2 separate regions of the Homo sapiens genome follow, and region 2 is linked to region 1. The links are chromatin loops, found by intact Hi-C in ENCODE. Cell type or tissue: GM12878. All regions are shown on one strand. Each heading gives the region's core, and the rest is flanking DNA. Links, peaks and the distances in the headings are about the cores only.

Region 1 (10,090 bases), core at 257-8,256:
TGTGCAATGTACCTTCTTGCCTCCTGGCTTCCTTAGCATTCCAGGACTTGGTCTGTGTCTCTGAAGACAGTTCTTTCTGTATTTCATCACCCTCTGTGAATAAGCATTGTTCTCAGCAGTCTGATGGAAGGTCTCAAATGTAGGAATGGTGTGGTTGTCAGGGAAGACCACAGAAGCCTAGCACAGCTTCCTTGGTGCAAAAATTCACCCAGCTCTGGGTGTGTAACAGCCAAGGATACCTTCATTCATCTTTCAGAGTTTCAGGCTCTCAAATAAGCCTCAAAACAAACTGAATTCTGATGGACTTTCCACTTATCACCACCACCACCACCTCCACCACCACCACCACCACAGGTGTTGAGACAAAGCGGCTTGCGGTGTTTCAAAAATCAAAAATTTGGTGATTTTGTCTCTGTACACTAAAAAGAACAGCAAATTATTGAACTTTGAAATGTTGGTTGTGCTTTTTTAAAATGAACCGAAAGTATGTAAACGATTGAATCCAAACAACCAGAAGGGAAAGATAAGATGGATGTTTGGTGCCCTTGTCAATCTCTGTGCTTCATAGCTGGTCTAATGTGGGCCCTTAGTTCTCACCATGTACACTCTTTAGAGATGTGATTTGTGTCTGTGTGATGCAGGCTGGTCTGTTCTCCAGCTTCCTTGCCTTCTTCTCCCTGGTGAAGGTAAAATACATAATAAAGCTGATCCTAAGGCTGATATCTGACTTGACGTGTGCTCTCTTTTCTCCACCATCAAACCCCTCATTGTCCTTGTGACAACTGTCTTCTCCTTTGGTGGGGGAGGGGAGTAATCTGAAACAGGAATAAAACACAGACCTCACCGGTGCATAAAACAGCAGTTCTGAAAGAGGCTTCCTGAAGGTCACTGAGACCACCCCACCCACAACATATCCTAGGTTCACCCACTTGTGCACTTCACACATGAGAAAATCCAGCAAGGGGCTAGGACCTGCCCACACTCAAAACCTCAGGTCCAGGTTCTTTCTACTACAGCATCTTTCCTCTCTGATCCTTGCTTTCCAAAGGGAAAGGCTGAAATGGAAAGGAGGGGAGATGTGTGGAAGAGGGATCCCAAATCAATTCATAACACCTACAAACATAGCATCTGTGTCAAAGGAGAGAGCAAAGCATGCCTCTGAGATTAATGCAGACTCGAGGACCAAAACTGTCTGCCCTGCCATCTGGCCAGGTTTCAGGTAGGCCTGGGGCCTGGGTAACCGGCCTGCTGCCCCCCACCCATGGAGGAAACACAGGCAGTGGCCACTGGGGTTTGTGAACGGGTGGAGAGGGCACTGTACTGACATGAAATAACCACAGGCTGCTCCCTCGGCAGTGCCCCGAGCTCCGACCTGAGCCCAAAGGAAGCTATGCCAAGGACCAGCTTCCTAGGGGGGATGTAGCTTCTTACCCATTCTACAGGTGCCCCCTCCCTTCTCAATCCTCATGAGGAAGAGGTGGAGGGCCGGGACAGCCCCTCCTTGTAGGGCGTGTAGAGCTCTATGTCTCAGTCATTTGGCTAAACTGAGGGTCACTGAGTCTGTGGGTGACATGGACCAGGCCCTGAACTCCATGCACATTCTCTATGGGGATTCTAACAGCAGCCTTGGGGAGTTCCTGTGCTGCCCATTTGCTTAGGAACTTGTCCTAAAGCCAGTAAGTGGTGAAGTCAGGATGCTAACCCAAGTCCCTCTGACTCCAGAATGGAGCTCTCACTTTTGTAATGAAAGTGCTATGGCATACAGAAGAGATTTCCAGAAACTCATTCATTCATTTATCCACCTAAAACATGCTCCCTGATACCTACCAGGTGTCAGGCACCATGCCAGGTACTGGAGAGACAGTGGTGAACCAGGCAGTCAGTATCCCTGTGCAGAGTTACGAGCTGTCTCTTCTGCAGGCCACATGCACCAAGGATACCTTTCTGAAAACCTCCTGGATATCTCAAGTCCCTGAACATCTCCAGATGCCTGAATCACAGTTCTCTTGCCTCCTTGCCTAGTCGAAATAGGTTTTCTCATCCATTTTCCAACCTTGGAATAAACCAGCTGCTCCCCAGGGCCAGCAGCTCCCAGAGCTCCATCCTGCGGAGATGTGCCAGAGAGGCCTTCCTATCAGTGAAGCTTCTGTTCACAGACTCTTCTCCAGCTTGGCTCAAGTCCAAGAAACATCTTTGTTCTCCAGCATCAAAGGCATGCACAGATTGGAGTCCAAGATCAGACACCCAGGCATTAAAGGAAGCACGAGGCTAATGAACAGGGAGAGTCCAGACTTATCAGAGAGAGGGGAAATCTGCTGATTACAGGGGAGGCCTCTACGGTTAGGAAGGGGACAAGTCTGCAGATTGCAGATAGGAGAGCAAACGCCAAGCAGCCAGCAGGCCTTCATCTAGCTCTGTCATAGGAACCTCCACACCTCCTCATCCTCACAGAGGTCTGCCCCAGCCACTGCCTGGGCCACTGCTGCTGCAGCCTGGTCTCTTAAGACACAGACCAGGTCCACAGCCACAGAGGCCACAGGGACAGCTAGGACACAGCATTCAGACTTCCCCAGCTGCCGCTTCTGTGCTGAGCCTTTCAGGAAGTAGGGAGGGGCCTTACCAAGGAAAGCCCTGGATGTTAGGGGTTCTAGCTAACAGTTAACTCAACATGAGACAATAGTGGATCTGTGGGCCCCATATGCCAAGAGGAAAAAATACAAACAGACAGGAATTCACAGGAGGAGCTGTGGATTCACTCAATCACTCAAAATATTTATGGAGAAACTACTATGCCAAGCCAGACTCTGGAAACCTGCGACAGTGCCAGGAGGTGGGCAAGCAGAGCAGTGGCCTGAAAGACTTTCACATCAGGAAGAGTTGAAAAATATTTAGTCTACAAAAGAAAATACCCAAGGGAGTGGGACAGCTGAACTCAAATATTTTAAGTGCTTTTATGAGGGAGGAGTGAGATTTTTGTGAAGTGCCAAAGAACAAAGTTAGGACCCATGGGCAGAAATCATGAAATTGGGCTCAGTTTAAGAACTTTCTTATAATGAGATCTATTGGACTGCGACAGGAGCTGCCTTTAGATGCACTGTGTCCCATGAACTGGAGGTTTGCAAGCCAGTAGATGACAACCAGCTCCTCCCAATCCATCAAATACTGTGACTCCTCTAACTGTAACTTGTACGTGGAAATGGGACCCAGGGGCAGGGAGCCTCCCACGAAGGGAGATTCAGAAGACCTGACCGCAAGCTCAGGAGACAGGAAGTTTCCCTGGCTTCCAGAACACTGCTGGGAGGCTCTTCGGGGGGCCCAAACTTCTGGGGACCAGCAGAATGTGTGACCATGGCTTGAAACTAAAAGAAAGGAGGAAGACAGGTAAGTCATGGGAAGAGGCTCCCCCAGATTTGGGGTTTTCTTAATGTTTTTGGACCCACAAATGCTTCAGCCCTGAGAAGCACCCTACAGTAATTCCTCACTGCTTTCTAATCTCGTTCTTCCCAGCTGGGTTTAGTGTGCTCGCTCCCTTTTACATCTCATTTATTTACCATCCAGATACCCTTTCTCTTCTGTACCAAAGTGATCCGCCTGTTCTTCCACCTGACAACCCATCGCAGATTCCTTTCTGCCTTCACCTTCCTCTCTCCCACCCAGGACTCTCCCCTGTTTGTCTCAGCCAAACCAGGGGTTTCAACCTGACCTCCAGGAAGCCCTCCATGGTTTCAGCCTAGCTCCTAAGTACTGCAGCTTGGGCTCTGTGCTGCAGTGGCCGCAGGGGTCTGCAGCCCTCTACCAGCTGCCTGTATTTGAATGACACATGTCTCCTGTCAGCATGAGAGCCCAGATGACAGCTCCTGGGGCTGGCTGTGTTCTTGCCTGACTTCACAGGGCCCATCACAGTGAGGTCTGAGACACCTGTACGGCTGGCCACCAGCATGCCCCCTGAGCAGAGACAAAGCGGGGTGCTGGCTTCTAGACCACCTGGACAATCTCTTTTATTGATAGGGTAACCAGCTCATCTTGATTTGCCTGGAACTGTCCCAATTTTAGCACTGAAAGTTCTGAATCCTGGGAACTCCCTCAGTCCCCGACAAACTGGGATGGTTGGTTGCCCTAAGCACCTGTGTGTATAAGACATGATGCTTTGTTCCAGGTGGGGGAGCACAGAGGGAAAGCAGATGAGGCCCTCCATGCTGGAGGAACTTATAGCCCAAGGGATTTTTCTGGAAAACTGTAAACCCAGGAGGCCTAGTTCCCACTGCCTGCCCCCTCCATAGCCACATTCTCCATGAGCAGGGGTGGGGGCAGCAGGGGCTGGTGAGGGGTGATCAAATACTAGATCAATGAGCAGGTTCCCAGCCTAGGCCTGTTTCAGCATGAACTGGCAGGTCTTGACCAGGAGAAGTGGTATCGTGGGGGCCACCACCCCTATTCGACAGCAGATCTGGACTTGTCCACTCCTGCTCTCCTTCTCTCCTACGGACACCTGCCTCACATCTGAAAATGGTTGAAAGAAAATAAGTGGCCAGCTGGCAGGGCCTTCTCAACTCAACCTCCCTCATCACCCGGTTCCCAAGCCAGCCTCATAACCTGTCTTTCCTCCTTTAGAAGCCGCTGGGGACCGTTTCTCTTCTCTTCCCAACAGCACCACCTGCTGGCCATAGAGGCACTTGGCCTTCTACTAATCACACCCAGTCTGGCCTGAGTTGGAGATGGCCGCACACACTCCGGCCGTCAGTGCTCCATGTGGAGAAGACAAGAGTACAGAGATGCAGCATCTAACAGAGTCAGAGGAAGGCTATATGTGCAAGACAGAGTTACACTATTTATAGGGTGGGAGCAACACGAATAATGGTTCAGGACATAGGCTCAGGAATCAGACTTCTGGAATTCAAATCTAGACTCCACCACTTCTATTGTTCCCTTAAAACAAATTTCTCCTATGTGAGAGTAAGTGACACAGAATCTCCTATGAGCCAAGCACTGGAGTTACAGCAGCGAACCAGATACACAGAATCCCTGCCTCCCAGAGCTCACATGAGAAGGAAGACAGACAAAAAGCAACTCAGCAAATGCATAAATAAGAAAGTGAAAATGAAGAAAATGAAACAAAGTGGTGAGGAGAGACCAGAGAAGAGGGGTGCTCTTTAGCTCGGGTAGCGTGGAAAGGCCGATCTGAGATGGGGATGTCGGAGTAGCGACATGAACAATAGGAGGAGCCATCCATGTGGGATCGGGGTAAGTATCAGCGCAAAGAGAACAGCAGGTACAGGGAGTACTGCAGGTCAGACTGCCCCTGGAGCCTTAACTCGGATGCTGCATTTGAAGGTAGACCCTGGCCAACTTTTAGTTCATCCAAATTAATGTGAGAAAAAGAGCGAGGTCTCTGGGCACCTTGTCACATGAGCTGTGGCTGAAGGAAGGGGGCGTTTCATCCAGAGATGAGGAGACTTAGAGACACACAGTGGCTGTCTTCAGGCCTGTCAAATGTCAAAGAGAGAGGCAGTGGATATATTCTTTGTGATCCCAAGGAGAATAGCATGGATCAGTGAGTTCTGGGCACAGAAAAGCAGATTCTGCTCATATCAGGAATAAAATGGCCCAGCAAATGAAATGAGCTGCTCATGAAGTAGTGATCCCACCATCCATGAAATATGCAAGCAGAGACCAAATAAGTAGCTGAGATTATAGGAAGTGTGGATGCAATGCTTTTAATCTTTAATTATCACCTACTCTTGCACTTGAATTGCTTATAGGTTACCACAAGATTTTGCTTCTCTCTGAATACAGTAAAATAGCCTTTGTCAGCCAGTCCCTGAAGGGATGTCCGCCCCAGGGTTGGGGAACATCACAGCAAGGCAGGAGAAAACTGGCTGTTGGGTACAGAACACGCTTCTTGTCAAACCCGGAGCAGACTCTGGCAAAGATGAAAAGCGGAGGTCCTCACCTCCCTTTCATATGCTCCCCTTTTCTGTCCCAGCACCAGAAGATGGAACTTCCTTTTCCTTACAATGGTCTAAGAAAAAACTAGTCTAAGCAATTAGAGAAAATATCCTACAATTCCCAAGTCCTAAAAGTTTTTATGTTGCACATCCTGGTAATAAAAATATTTCAGCCTCACCAATAAACATATAAAAACGGTGTTCAACCTCTCATTATTCATCAGAGAAATGCAAATGAAAACCTCAAAGAGATACCACAACACACCGACTGGAGGGGATAAAAGTAAGAAGACAGAATCACAGTGTGGGTGAGGTTGTGGGAGTGCAAATTGGTACAACCACTTTGGAAAACTCTTTGACGGTCATGACTAAAGTAGAATGTATACACAGCCAATGACTGAACAATTCCTCTCCTAGGCATCTGCCCCGCATACGGTCACCAAAACTCAAACATTAGAATGTTCATTCTAGCTCTCATCAGGCATCCTTGTGAAAGTGGCATCACCTTTAAACCCTGCATGGCAACCCCTGACACACTGCCAGGCTGCCCAGGGAATACAGGGCAACCTGGAAGTCCAACTACTTCCTTCAGATCATCCAATTTTTCAATCATTATCTGAAATGTTTCATTGTAGAAGCAGCAATGTGGGCTCCAAGTAGATGCAGCAGATCCACATGTCCCTCTGAGGGAAAGCCATGGTGCCAATGGGCAAGAACACCATGATGTGCAAGGCCATCCAAGGGCACCTGGAAAACAACCCAGCTCTGGAAAAACTGTTGCCTCATATCCAGGGAAATGTGGGCTTTGCGTTCACCAAGGAAGACCTCACTAAGTTCAGGGACATGCTGCTGAATAGTAAGGTGCCAGCTGCCACCCATGCTGGTGCCATTGCCCCATGTGAAGTCACTGTCCCAGGCCAGAACACCGGTCTGGAGCCTAAGAAGACCTCCTTTTTCCAGGCTTTAAGCATCACCACTGAAATCCTGAGTGATGTGCAGCTGATCAAGACTGGTGACAAAGTGGGAGCCAGTGAAGCCACACTGCTGAACATGCTGAATGAACATCTCTCCCTTCTCCTTTGGGATGATTATCCAGCAGCTGTTTGACAGTAGCAGTATCTACAACCCTGAAGTGCTTGACATCACATAGGAAACTGCATTCTCACCTCCTGGAGGGTGTCCGCAATGTTGCCAGTGTTTGCCTGCAGATTGGTTACCCAACTGTTGCATCAGTACCTCATTCTACCATCAATGGGTACAAGCAAGTCCTGGCTTTGTCTGTGGAAACTGATTGCACCTTCCCACTTGCTGAAAAGGTCAAGGCCTTCTTGGCCGATCCATCTGCCTTTGTGGCTGCTGCCCCTGGGGCCACTGCCACCACTGCTGCTCCTGCTGCAGCTCCAGCCAAGGCTGAAGCCAAGAAGAGTTGGAGGAGTTGGATGAGAATATGGGATTTGGCCTATTTGACTAATCACCAAAAGGCAACCAACTCAGCCAGCTTTATTTGCAAAACAAAGAAATGAAGGCTTACTTCTTTCAAAAAAAAATGTTTATTCTAGTGTTATTCATAATATCCAAGTATCAGAAAGAATACAAATACCCATCAATGAATAAATAAACGGTGGTATATTCAGACAATGGAATTCCATACAGCAATGTATACAAATGATCTACAGCTACACACAGCAATAAGGATGAATCTCACAAACATAAAGTAAGTGGCCAAAAAAAAGACACATAAAAAAGCATTAGGATGAAACATATGAAATTGCCATTTATGGAGGTCAAAAACTGTTCATAGGGTTCAACATAAAACACGCTGTATAGTTCCATTTATATCATTTATGTACAGTACAAAAGCTGGCCAAATAAATCTCTGTTGTAGACAGTAAGAACGTGGTTGTGTGTGTGTTGGTTGTAGTAGCGTGGTCATTGGATGGGAGAAGAAGGAAGGTTTCTGTGTTGCTGGTAACATTCTATTTTTTTATCTGGGGGCTGCTTATCTGGTTGTGTTCAGTTTGTGAAAATTCATTGAGGTGGACATTTACAATATATGCACTTTTCTGAATGCATATTTTAATAAAGAGTTGAAAGTTCTATTGGGGTTCATCATATAATACATACATATTATTTAGAAGCAATAGATATGTACTGTCATTCTAACATCATGAAAGTTAAAAGACAAACACAAAATACAGACAATTTTAAAAGAAAAGATAAAAATACATAAAGAAAAAATTCAAATTTTTTCTTTCTGCTCCCAATGAATAGTTTTATGCACCCTCAGTGAACAATCAGCTCTTCTGGAGATTTTTTATAATGAAGTCCTGGATTACGTAAATGCTGCATGATCTTTGGCAAATCTCCCAGCCTCAGTTTCTGCATCTGTAAAATTGCACTGATGATCACCCACCCATCCTAGATGGCTGTCCTCAGGATCGAATGAGGTATTTGTGGAAGTATTTAGTAATTTGTAAAATGTGAAGGGTTAATATGATTATTACTATTAGCAGATAGTTACTATTAACATAGATTTACATGATAGTGAAGCCAATTCTATAGTAAATAGTTTGGATTTCATTAAAAGTAGCTAGAGATTTCAAGAGGAGTGTTCCCCATCACTAGGATGGCAAAACTATCTGCCAAAGGTATTGTAGAGTGATTCCTGCACCAGGAAGAGAGTGGAAATAATAATATTAAAAGTGATAATAATGGTGAATATTATGTGGCAGATATTTTCTAAGCACTTTATGTATATTAGCTGCTATTATAACCGTTATAACAAGCAAAAGAAGGAGGTCATATTAATATGACTATTTTATAGACAAAAAACTAAGGCTCAAAGAAATTAACCTACGCGAGATCTCAGAGATAACAATTGAGATAGCCTAGTTTAGATGCTCTTCACATTACCCTCCAAAGCTGATGCGAGCATTCAAAATCTATTCCCATTCAGCAAAGTTCAGTCTAATATCAAGGCAAACTTCCTTTCATTAATCTATTACTCAGCAAGTATTTTTGAGCCCCTATTACATGCCAAGCTCTATACTGGGTATTGGGTATGCAATGATAAATAAGCAAACACAGTCCCTGCACTCAGAGCATATGAGCTAGTAAAAGAGGCAATCAATATAAGAAATACACAAAAATAAATACATAATTCTAAATTTTGTTACATTCAACAAAAGAAAGTTCTAGGTTATATAAAATAATGAATTGGAGAACCTAATTTAGATTAGAGATCAGGAAAATCTTCCATGAGAAAATAAAATTTAATCTGAAACTGGAGAGGTAGGAGGAGTTGTCCAGGTGACAAAAAGAAAAAAATTATAGTGAAAACAAAAGATGGTTCTGATATAGGAAAAGCCTGATTGTTGTCTCAGACACAAAGATAGAGAGTGAGAGGGACTGTGTCCCCAGACAGGGACAGGAGGTGTGTGGGCAGGAGCAGACCCCACAAGCCTCTGAGACCACGTGACAGGTTTTGACTTTTGCCCTAAGAGTGAAGCATTAAAGATTTTTAAGCAGAGAGTGACAAGATTCAATTTGCAGATTGTAAATATTGCTCTAGTTAAAGTGTGGAGAATGGATTAGAGGAAGCAAGCAAGAGGTGAAGCGGGAGCCACTGGGGACACCATGGCTATAGCCAAGTCTCTGTGCAGCAGCAGCCACCATTTCCAGAAGCAGCTGGGAAAGACTGAAGGAGGAACAGGTTTGGGTGCAGTCCAGGTAAGAAGACCAGGGGCTCAGTTTTGAACCTGTCAATTTTGAGACGCATACAGAATAACCAAGCAGAAATACAAAGTAAGCACTTACATCTATGAGTCAGGAGCGCGGGAAAAATTCAGGAATGGAGATCTACACTTGGGAGCCATCATCGTAGGGGTAGCATTCTAGCTTTGGGGTGTATAGATCATCCAGTGACAGAATATAGATTAAGAAAAGAAGGGAACTTAAGACCATGCCCTGAGAAACCTCAACAGCTAAAGGTTGAGAAGAGAGAGAGCCCTTGGCAAAAGATTAAGAAGGAGTCAATGATTTAAGAGAAAAGTCAGGAAGGAGAGAGTGTGCAAAATGCTGAATGCCACTGAGGATCAGGAAGTGCCCACACTGAGTGACAACATGGAGAGCAGGCATGGGGGTGG
Region 2 (10,090 bases), core at 1,121-9,120, 260 kb before region 1:
TGTGCACATTGTGCAGGCTAGTTACATATGTATACATGTGCCGTGCTGGTGCGCTGCACCCACTAACTCGTCATCTAGCATTAGGTATATCTCCCAATGCTATCCCTCCCCCCTCCCCCCACCCCACCACAGTCCCCAGAGTGTGATATTCCCCTTCCTGTGTCCATGTGATCTCATTGTTCAATTCCCACCTATGAGTGAGAATATGCGGTGTTTGGTTTTTTGTTCTTGCGATAGTTTACTGAGAATGATGATTTCCAATTTCATCCATGTCCCTACAAAGGACATGAACTCATCATTTTTTATGGCTGCATAGTATTCCATGTTGTATATGTGCCACATTTTCTTAATCCAGTCTATCATTGTTGGACATTTGGGTTGGTTTCAAGTCTTTGCTATTGTGAATAATGCCGCAATAAACATACGTGTGCATGTGTCTTTATAGCAGCATGATTTATAGTCATTTGGGTATATACCCAGTAACGGGATGGCTGGGTCAAATGGTATTTCTAGTTCTAGATCCCTGAGGAATCGCCACACTGACTTCCACAATGGTTGAACTAGTTTACAGTCCCACCAACAGTGTAAAAGTGTTCCTATTTCTCCACATCCTCTCCAGCACCTGTTGTTTCCTGACTTTTTAATGATTGCCATTCTAACTGGTGTGAGATGATATCTCATAGTGGTTTTGATTTGCATTTCTCTGATGGCCAGTGATGATGAGCATTTTTTCATGTGTTTTTTGGCTGCATAAATGTCTTCTTTTGAGAAGTGTCTGTTCATGTCCTTCACCCACTTTTTGATGGGGTTGTTTGGTTTTTTCTTGTAAATTTGTTTGAGTTCATTGTAGATTCTGGATATTAGCCCTTTGTCAGATGAGTAGGTTGTGAAAATTTTCTCCCATTTTGTAGGTTGCCTGTTCACTCTGATAGTAATTTCTTTTGCTGTGCAGAAGCTCTTTAGTTTAATTAGATCCCATTTGTCAATTTTGGCTTTTGTTGCCATTGCTTTTGGTGTTTTGGACATGAAGTCCTTGCCCACGCCTATGTCCTGAATGGTAATGCCTAGGTTTTCTTCTAGGGTTTTTATGGTTTAAATCTAACGTTTAAATCTTTAATCCATCTTGAATTGATTTTTGTATAAGGTGTAAGGAAGGGATCCAGTTTCAGCTTTCTACATATGGCTAGCCAGTTTTCCCAGCACCATTTATTAAATAGGGAATCCTTTCCCCATTGCTTGTTTTTCTCAGGTTTGTCAAAGATCAGACAGGGATGCCCTCTCTCACCGCTCCTATTCAACATAGTGTTGGAAGTTCTGGCCAGGGCAATCAGGCAGGAGAAGGAAATAAAGGGTATTCAATTAGGAAAAGAGGAAGTCAAATTGTCCCTGTTTGCAGATGACATGATTGTTTATCTAGAAAACCCCATCATCTCAGCCCAAAATCTCCTTAAGCGATAAGCAACTTCGGCAAAGTCTCAGGATACAAAATCAATGTACAAAAATCACAAGCATTCTTATACACCAACAACAGACAAACAGAGAGCCAAATCATGAGTGAACTCCCATTCACAATTGCTTCAAAGAGAATAAAATACCTAGGAATCCAACTTACAAGGGATGTGAAGGACCTCTTCAAGGAGAACTACAAACCACTGCTCAAGGAAATAAAAGAGGATACAAACAAATGAAAGAACATTCCATGCTCATGGGTAGGAAGAATCAATATCGTGAAAATGGCCATACTGCCCAAGGTAATTTACAGATTCAATGCCATCCCCATCAAGCTACCAATGACTTTCTTCACAGAATTGGAAAAAACTACTTTAAAGTTCATATGGAACCAAAAAAGAGCCTGCATCGCCAACTCAATCCTAAGCCAAAAGAACAAAGCTGGAGGCATCACACTACCTGACTTCAAACTATACTACAAGGCTACAGTAACCAAAATAGCATGGTACAAAACAGAGATATAGATCAATGGAACAGAACAGAGCCCTCAGAAATAACGCCGCATACCTACAACTATCTGATCTTTGACAGGCCCACCCTTTTGACTATGGTTCCCATGGCTAAGCTGAATATTTTCCAAGGCAGGCAGGGCTGAGGTTTTTCTCATCTACATTTCATTGCACTAGTTGAAAGGGAACTCTGGGTATGTCTAATGCAATGCCTAGATGCAGGTTATGGCCTCCGTGGAGCTGGCCATATCTTGCTCCTCATATGGCCTTTATCTTGCTCCTCATAGCCTGGAGGAAATAAAATATAAATGGTGAAACAAGTGTGCATGCTAGGGCTTCTCTGATGGGAAAGGGTGAGAGGTCAGTGATTTTTAAGAGTGACAGGAAGCAGTAAGCCATATTCCTTTTGTCTTCATTGAATTCCCTATTCCATTCTTAGCATAAGACTAGATTTAGGTGGTGTCCTCTGCCTTGGCACCCTGAGAGCAAAGTGTGTGTGTATGCATATGTGTGTGTGCACGCATGTCTTCATGCCTGTACATGTGTTCATCTGCGTGTACATATGCATATGTGCATGCTATTGTCTTTGTGAACAATCAGGAAAGTGTCACCAGCAACCATAATCTTAATAGTTTCCCAATGGTCTTCCATCGTGCCCTGTTATCACTGCGGCCCCCTGTGAGGAGAGTTGTTAAATTAGAATCTTGGGGGTTTTTTGTTTGTTTTTTAAGGTGCTCATTTTGATTCTCCTTAGTACAGACTGGGAGCAGTCAATAGAATAGTGCTGGCTTTGCCATCCCAGGGGGCAGGTGCCCCTTGGTTGTAAGGCAGGTAGCAGAGAACAGTGGGTAAAGTAGGAGAGACCAAATAAAACAGCAGGCACCAGTGTCAGATGCATATGAACCAGAGCAACTCCATCTTGAATAGGAGCTGGGTAAAATGAGGCTGAAACCTACTGGGCTACATTCCCAGACAGTTAAGGCATTCTAAGCCACAGGATGAGCTAGGAGGTGACCACAAGATACAGGTCATTAAGACCTTGCTGATAAAATACCTTGCAGTAAACATGCCGGCTAAAACCCACCAAAACCAAGATGGCCACAAGAGTGACCTCTGGTCGTCCTCACTGCTACACTCTCACCAGTGCCATGACAGTTATAAACGAATGGCAATGTTAAGAAGTTACCCTACATGGTCTAAAAGGGGGCAGCATGAATAATCCACACCTTGTTTAGCATATAATCAAGAAATAACCATAAAAATTGGCAACCAGGAGCCCTCGGGGCTGCTCTGTCTATGCAGTAGCCATTCTTTTATTCCACTACTTTCTTAATAAACTTGCTTTCACTTTACTCACCCTGAATTCTTTCTTGCACAGGATCAAAGAACCCTTTCTTGGGGTCTGGATCGGGGCCCCTTTCCTGTAACACCAGCACCTTGTAAAAAGATGTACCAAGGCCAGGTAGAGCCTCATGACTCACCTGCAGATGCCGATAGAAGGACACCTGCAGCTCACAAGGGCTGATAACAAGCTCCTTCTATCTCCAGATTGGGCCAAGAAGGGCTCTCTGGCCCAGGGCTAGAAGCCAAAGGAGTCTTTGCAAGAAGACGACTAGGGTCTGAGTGGTAATTACAGCAGTCTGTGTGAGAACTCTCCACTACCTTAAATAATTTAAAGATAATCCTCTGAGGTTGGCAATGGAAATCACCCCTGAGACAGGATCTGTGGGAGTTCAGCACAATTCATGCTTCTCAAGAAATCTCCACTTGGAGATTTCTTGCTAACTGTGGCTTCTTTTTTTAAAAGTCCTTGCTTCAGAACTAAAATGAAGCCAGAGTAGCCTTCAAACAAAAAACATACCAAAGGCTCAGTCACAACCAAAGGTCAATGGGCATAGAGGTGATATGTGGCCAGATTATCTGGTCAATAAGCATGGTTTACTCATTTTCAGCACAGGCTTCACTGCAAGGGTGTCTTCCTGGCAAACCCCTGTCCTGCCTTGACGAGGCCAAAGCCACCATATCCTCACAACCCAGGAGCACACGCAAGCATCTCCCGGCCTTCCAAAGCTAGAACAGCACTTCATACTTCTCCCTGCTCCTTCAACAACAGTGGTTAGTGATGGTGGTTGTTCTTAAAGGGAAAAGATGGCAGAGATCTTTGCTCAGGTATCACCTTGTCCAGAAGCCCAGGGGAGATTTAAGTGTCCTACAGCCTTCCCTGGGTGATGTCTAGTGGTAAGTTGCACTTAGCTGGCCAGGAATTGTCACACTCTGTCTAAATCACTTGGTCACTTGTCTCCTTGTCCCAGTCTCACCACCTGCTTGTTCCCCAAACACAGGGAGTGACACTTAGAGGTCCTTACAGGTGTACTGATGGAGAACCTGCATGTTCAAACTACTGCTGGGTTTCGGAGGAAGTGGCCTCACCCTAGCTTGGGGGTGGCCGCTTTCCCCAACACAGCCTCCGGCCAAGGCCTGCTCTCTGTACACACCATTTGTCTGTGCAGCAACCCCCTCCTTCTGCACTCTACCATCTCTGCGGCTCACTCACTCCCCGAAAGAACCGCATGGCATCGGGCGGCCTATGCCTCCTGAGCCCTGCCTGTTCACAAGCCCTGTGCTGGAAGGTGCAGTCAACAGGCATGGAGAGCTTATGGTTCCCGAGAGAAACAGTGTGACTCAGTCTAAGTTATTTGAGCCAAACTAACTCAGGCTTGATTCATTTACCAGCTACACAACTTGGGGCAAGTTACCCTCTCTGGGCTTCAGTTTTCTTATTTACTAAACAGAGGTGGTGCTTCTCCTCCTATAGAGACCGGGGCTACAATGTAGCTGCTGTTTAGTAAATGGAATCCATTGCAGGGAGAGCTCCTGCTCTCTTCCCAGGTTGACTTGCCTGAACTCCACGGAACCCTTCCTAATTTCCCACCCCTTGCAATGACTGAAGCCAGCCCGTCTGCATCAAGCCCCAATGATGCCTGTACCTGGCAAAGGGACCAAGGCACTGGTTCCAATGGGGAGGTTACTGGCACCTCCTCCGACAGGAGTGTAGTCCAGCTTGAATGGCTGTGGGAATAGGAGGAGTGCCAGCTGAGGGCTCTATGGCCCTGTTTCTCTGCCTGTACAGTGAGGTACAGAGATCACTAAGGTCTCAGCTGGGTCCAAGGGTCCCAGGTCCTGTGGGTCCTGTGGGTCCTGTGGGTCAGCCAACAGCCTCCTGCGGCAAGAACTCCGCTGAAATTAGAAGCAGGTGCACCGGCTTAGCCCTGCCCAGCAGGTAGCGCTCTGCCCTAACCGCCTGGAGGGCTGACTTACGTGGTTTGACGCAAGGTTTCCTGGGTCAGAGTGAGGAAGGAGATGGTTTATTTAGCTTCCCAACCACAGACAAAAAGTTATTAGTAGAAAAATGTCAGCTGCCCACAAATAGTTTTTGTCATGTACTGTGTATGCCCAGGCTGGCTTCTCCATATTCCCTTCCCCTCTCTCTCCTCTTGTATCCCCCACCTGTACACACGCAGTCACATAGACGTATGTGCACACACACAAACACACACACACACACACGTGGGCCCATACACACACCTAAGTCGCTGTCTTAACTGCCGGTAGCATACACTGGAATTAAGCACTTACCTTCCCTTTGGCCAGTGTCAAGCAAAACTAGGAGGGAAATCTCCCTGGGAGAAAAAAGTCAGTGCTTGTATGTGCCAGTACATCAGTCAGGATAGGCTAAGTTACGCCTCGGTAACCAATGAACCACAAATCCCAGGGGCTTAAAACATAGGCTTATTTATAACCTTTGTTTTTATCCTGCATGTCCACTGAGGATCAGCTGCAGCCCTGCTGCACATTAATTGGATTTCAGGATCCAGACTGACAGAGCAGCCTGGGTCTGGAACATGGTCAGTCCTCTGAGGAGAGAGGAAAGAGGGCATAGTGAACCATGGCTCTTAAGGTTTACATCTTATGGACAAAGCAAGTCACATGGCCAGGGCTGCCATCAGCAATGCGGCAGGGAAATGTGCTCCCTGGGGAAGAGGGGAACAGGCAGCAAACTGTTTATGAACAATACGACAGTTTACCTCACCCACCGCAGAGATTGCTGTATTATCTGCCCCTTGGAATTACCGATCCCAGCATTGCCTTTTTTTGAACTGTAGACGTCATCTTAGGCAACCCAAGCAAGCTTTGTCAACTTCTCCTGTGTGCCAGCAGCTCTAAGGCACTGAGTGGAGGGAGGGAACCAAGAGTGAGAAAGATAGGCCCCTGCCTTTAACAGGCTCATAACTGAGCAAGGAAGAAAAGCTCAGAAACATATTAGAGGCATGAAATGAAACATATTAGAGGTAAGTTTGCCATGAGCCACAGAGACGGAAGGGCCTCAGGAGTGTCTAGCAAACTGCACTGTTCCACATCAGGCAAGCAGGTGTAAGTTCTCCTTTACAACCACATTGTGGGAGAGTCTACACTTATATGTACTCTCTGGACTTACCACATATTTGATTTTTCAAACACATATTCATTGTGTATCTCCTATAGGTCAGGTACTTATACTACACATAGGAGTCAATGGAAACTAGGGAATGTTCCTGCCTTCAAGGAGCTCACAGTTAACAGAGGGACAGACCAGGGGATATCCTATTCTAAAACAGTACAATCAGTGCTAGGACAGGAGCTTCCTGAACAGAGATGGGCACCTGGGTAACACAGAGTGGGAAATGTTCAGGGAAGAAATGATTCCATTTCTGAAGTGCTAAGAGTATCAGTCAGGCACAGATTAGGGACACAGTCCAGGTAGAGGGAATGGCTTGTTGGAGAACTATAGTTTTCTTTCTTTCTTCTTCTTCTACTTTTTTTTTTTTTTTTTTTTTGAGACAGTGTCTCATTCTGTCACCCAGAGCGGAATGCAGTGGTGTGATTTCGGCTCACTGCAACCTCCGCCTCCTGGGTTCAAGCAATTCTCCTGCCTCAGCCTCCCAAATAGCTGGGACTACAGGCACCTGCGACCACACCCAGCTAATTTTTTGTATTTTTAGTAGAGACAGGGTTTCACTGTGTTAGCCAGGGTGGTCTCGATCTCCTGATCTCATGATCTGCCTGCCTCGGCCTACCAAAGTCCTGGGATTACAGGCGTGAACCACCATACCTGGCCCTATTCTTCTTTATTTTAATTTAAATTGTGAGTCTTCTCAGAGTGGGGCCATGTGTGAAGGGCCTTTTATACCATGTAAAAAACTGTGGACTTTTTTCTGAGGCCTGAAGGAGTCACTGACGGGTTTAGGCTTGGAGTGGCTTGTTTACCATGGATACAAGGTATAGTCCTGCCTCTTCCCTTCTCATCCAGCTCAGGAGGGATGAATATGCCACATGGTCTATTTGTATTTCAGCCTACTGACTACATACAAGGCCAGTCTCAATGCCCAGTAGCAGCTGCGCAGATCTCTGGGTCCTGGTCGTGAACTCAGTGTCTCAGTGCTCACATGGCACTGTCTGAAACTGATTCTGGCAGACTTTGCTTGATGCAGCTGATTCCCCAGAAGGTTTCCTGGCCAGAGGTCAGGGCACTGACTTGACAGACTGGCCCAGCTTGTGGTATCAACTAATTTGTCTGTTTGATTTGGTTTCTTATCTCAGCCACCATCACTGACCTGAGGGACAATCAGAGCCCCAGCTCTTCATTCCCAGGGCCCAAAGCCTGGGGAATAATCAGGCTCCCCACTGGTTAGTGTCATCAGCAGAAATGTCCTGTTGCCCAACCATCTTCTTCCAGGAAGAGAGCTACTCTCCCTCCATGGCTACTGTGGCTGGTCTTTAGTTGACATTACATCCACTGAGCTTGGTTGACCAGTGACAAAGATTCTTTGCTTGACCAAACTTTAGTCAGGCTCCTGAAACTTCTTCTAGGCTTACCTGTGTACTTGCTTGTAAATTCAGTTTTAGCCAAGAACCAACCTTACTAAGTTTACCAAGAACCACCCACCCTCAATGTCTGATTACCCTTGATATATAATCAGGTTCCTTGACCTCCTCCATCCCCCATGTGAAGTCTGATCACCCTGGCTTATCTTCAGCAAGAATCCTGTTGGGTTTTTTTAGCCACAATTCTTCTTAGCTCTGCTGTTTCCTCTTAGTCACTTTTCATCCACTGACTCCCACCCTGCTCCTTGGCTATAGATTCTCATTTGCCCATGCTGTATTTGGAGTTGAGCTCAACCTCCCCTCTGCTGAAAATCCCATTGCAATGGTTCCTATATCTATCACAATGGTCCTGAATAGAGTCTTTCCTCAACACATGCAACAAGTGTCATTGAAATGTTTTTTCTTTGACACTAGAAATGAAAATCACAGGGAACTCCTAAGAGAAAGCAAGAAAGCAAGAAAGAAAACAAGAAAGCGAGAAAGCGAGAAAGCGAGAAAGAAAGAAAGAAAGAAAGAAACGAAAGAAAGAAAGAAAGAAAGAAACGAAAGAAAGAAAGAAAGAAAGAAAGAAAGAAAGAAAGAAAGAAAGAAAGAAAAGAAAGAAAGAAAGAAAGAAGGAAAAAATTAAGAAATAATTGTCCAGGCCAGGTGCAGTGGCTCATGCCTGTAATCCCAGCATTTGGGGAGGCTGAGGTGGGTGGATCACTTGAGGTCAGGAGTTTGAGACCAGCCTGGGCAACATGGTGAAACCCCATTCTACTAAAACTACAAAAATTAACTGGATGTGGGGGTGCATACCTGTGGTCCCAGCTACTCAGGAAGCTGAGGCAGGAGAATCGCTTGAATCTGGGAGGTAGAGGTTGCAGTGAGCCAAGATCATGACACTATACTCCAACCTGGGCTACAGCTTGAGACTCCACCTCAAAAAAAAAAAAAAAAGAAAAGAAATAACTGTTCAGCTTACATGATACAGTTCTTAGGGCATCCTTTGCAAAGCATTTTTTTGTTTTGTTTTCTACCCTTAGCCCCTCACCCTCTACAGGGCTTTCTTTCTTCTACTATACCAGGACTTGCTTTTCTAAATTAGTTGCCAGCCAGCCAGCCAAACAGTCGATGTATCAGTTGATCAAACACTCAACCAGCCAGCTAGTCAGTTGTTCAGTGAACTGGCCAGTTAGGCAGCTAGTCTATCAGCTCATTTCTTATTTATGCACCCACCTCCTCCCTCCCTCCATCTTTCACTTGCTCACTCACAGACTGACTCACTCAGCAGCATCCTTTAGTCATTGGACACCTGCTCACCAACTAGCTAGTCTATTATCTGGCCAAGCACCCATTTTTACTAGGGTGTAAGTTCTGTCTTGAGCATCCTTCCTACCCTTAAGGAGCTTGCACTCTGGGTGGATATAAAGAGCCACTCCACAGACACCACACATACATCAGTGTATTAACATCCAGGCACGAGGCCTCTTACAGGTGACAGTTGATTGCAGCATAGATCTTCAAGGTAGAAGAAGAGAAGGGAAGGGCTATGTATATGGTTCGGATAAACAGGGATTGCTACTTAAGCATTGGCCTGAACCTGAAAAGATAAATTAGTCCAAAACACATGCTAGGACTTCATGGGTTCTGCCTGTAAGGCCAAACTCTCAGCTGATTCATTTATATATCATCTACCCATTTATTCATGTGTCCATTTGCTGGTTCACATGTATGAAGTGGATATAATATGCGCTTGGTTAGTGTGAGGGATAGATGAGAAACACTCAAATAGCATAAATTAAAAGCTGTGGATATTGAGCAAAGGAGGGAAGCACATCTTTTGGGAAAGATTGGGGAAAGGGGCCATGGGGAAAGTGGTGTTTAAGATGGTTCCTGAAGACTGAATTTCACTGGGAAATCTGGGAGTAGGGCACCATGACAGATTGAATAGTTCGAGGCAGGAAAGTATGGGCAAGTTCTGGAAATGAATAGTTTTGTCTGGAACTGTCTTAAGGAAGCTAAAACAGGAATTATAGGTGGTGGTAGCTTATGCAAGATCTTTAAACGGTTTATATTCCCTCCCCTTCTTCAAGTGCCTGAAGGACTGTTATGTATACGCTCTAGCACACTGCTCCCTGCTTTAGGCTGAATCGGGAATGGTGGCTACCTGCATGCATGTGACCACTCACCTCTCTCATAGCGGACACCATTTACCAAGGAAGGCACTC

The links. Peaks named below come from ENCODE experiments on the same cell type or tissue, not always from the same donor. Only the 100,000 strongest peaks of a DNase experiment are listed, where the experiment ranks them.
Region 2: it touches region 1 in a loop (2.4-fold over the local background); 2 of 110 quality-filtered maps call a loop at or near these places.

The regions. Positions count from the first base shown.
Region 1 is chr1:153,218,591-153,228,680 of GRCh38, forward strand. It overlaps PRR9 (proline rich 9), which reads left to right. Exons shown (of 2, transcript NM_001195571.2): 2 at 1-720. It also overlaps the pseudogene RPLP0P4. Among named protein-coding and RNA genes, the nearest start is that of PRR9, 6.1 kb to the left of the region's middle. In GM12878, for the core only: a CTCF peak has its summit at 4,668 (motif pointing left); a DNase peak (open chromatin) is centred at 4,614.
Region 2 is chr1:152,955,611-152,965,700 of GRCh38, forward strand. No RefSeq gene overlaps it. Among named protein-coding and RNA genes, the nearest start is that of SPRR4, 10 kb to the right of the region's middle. In GM12878, for the core only: a CTCF peak has its summit at 5,253 (motif pointing right); no DNase peak of the experiment used is centred there.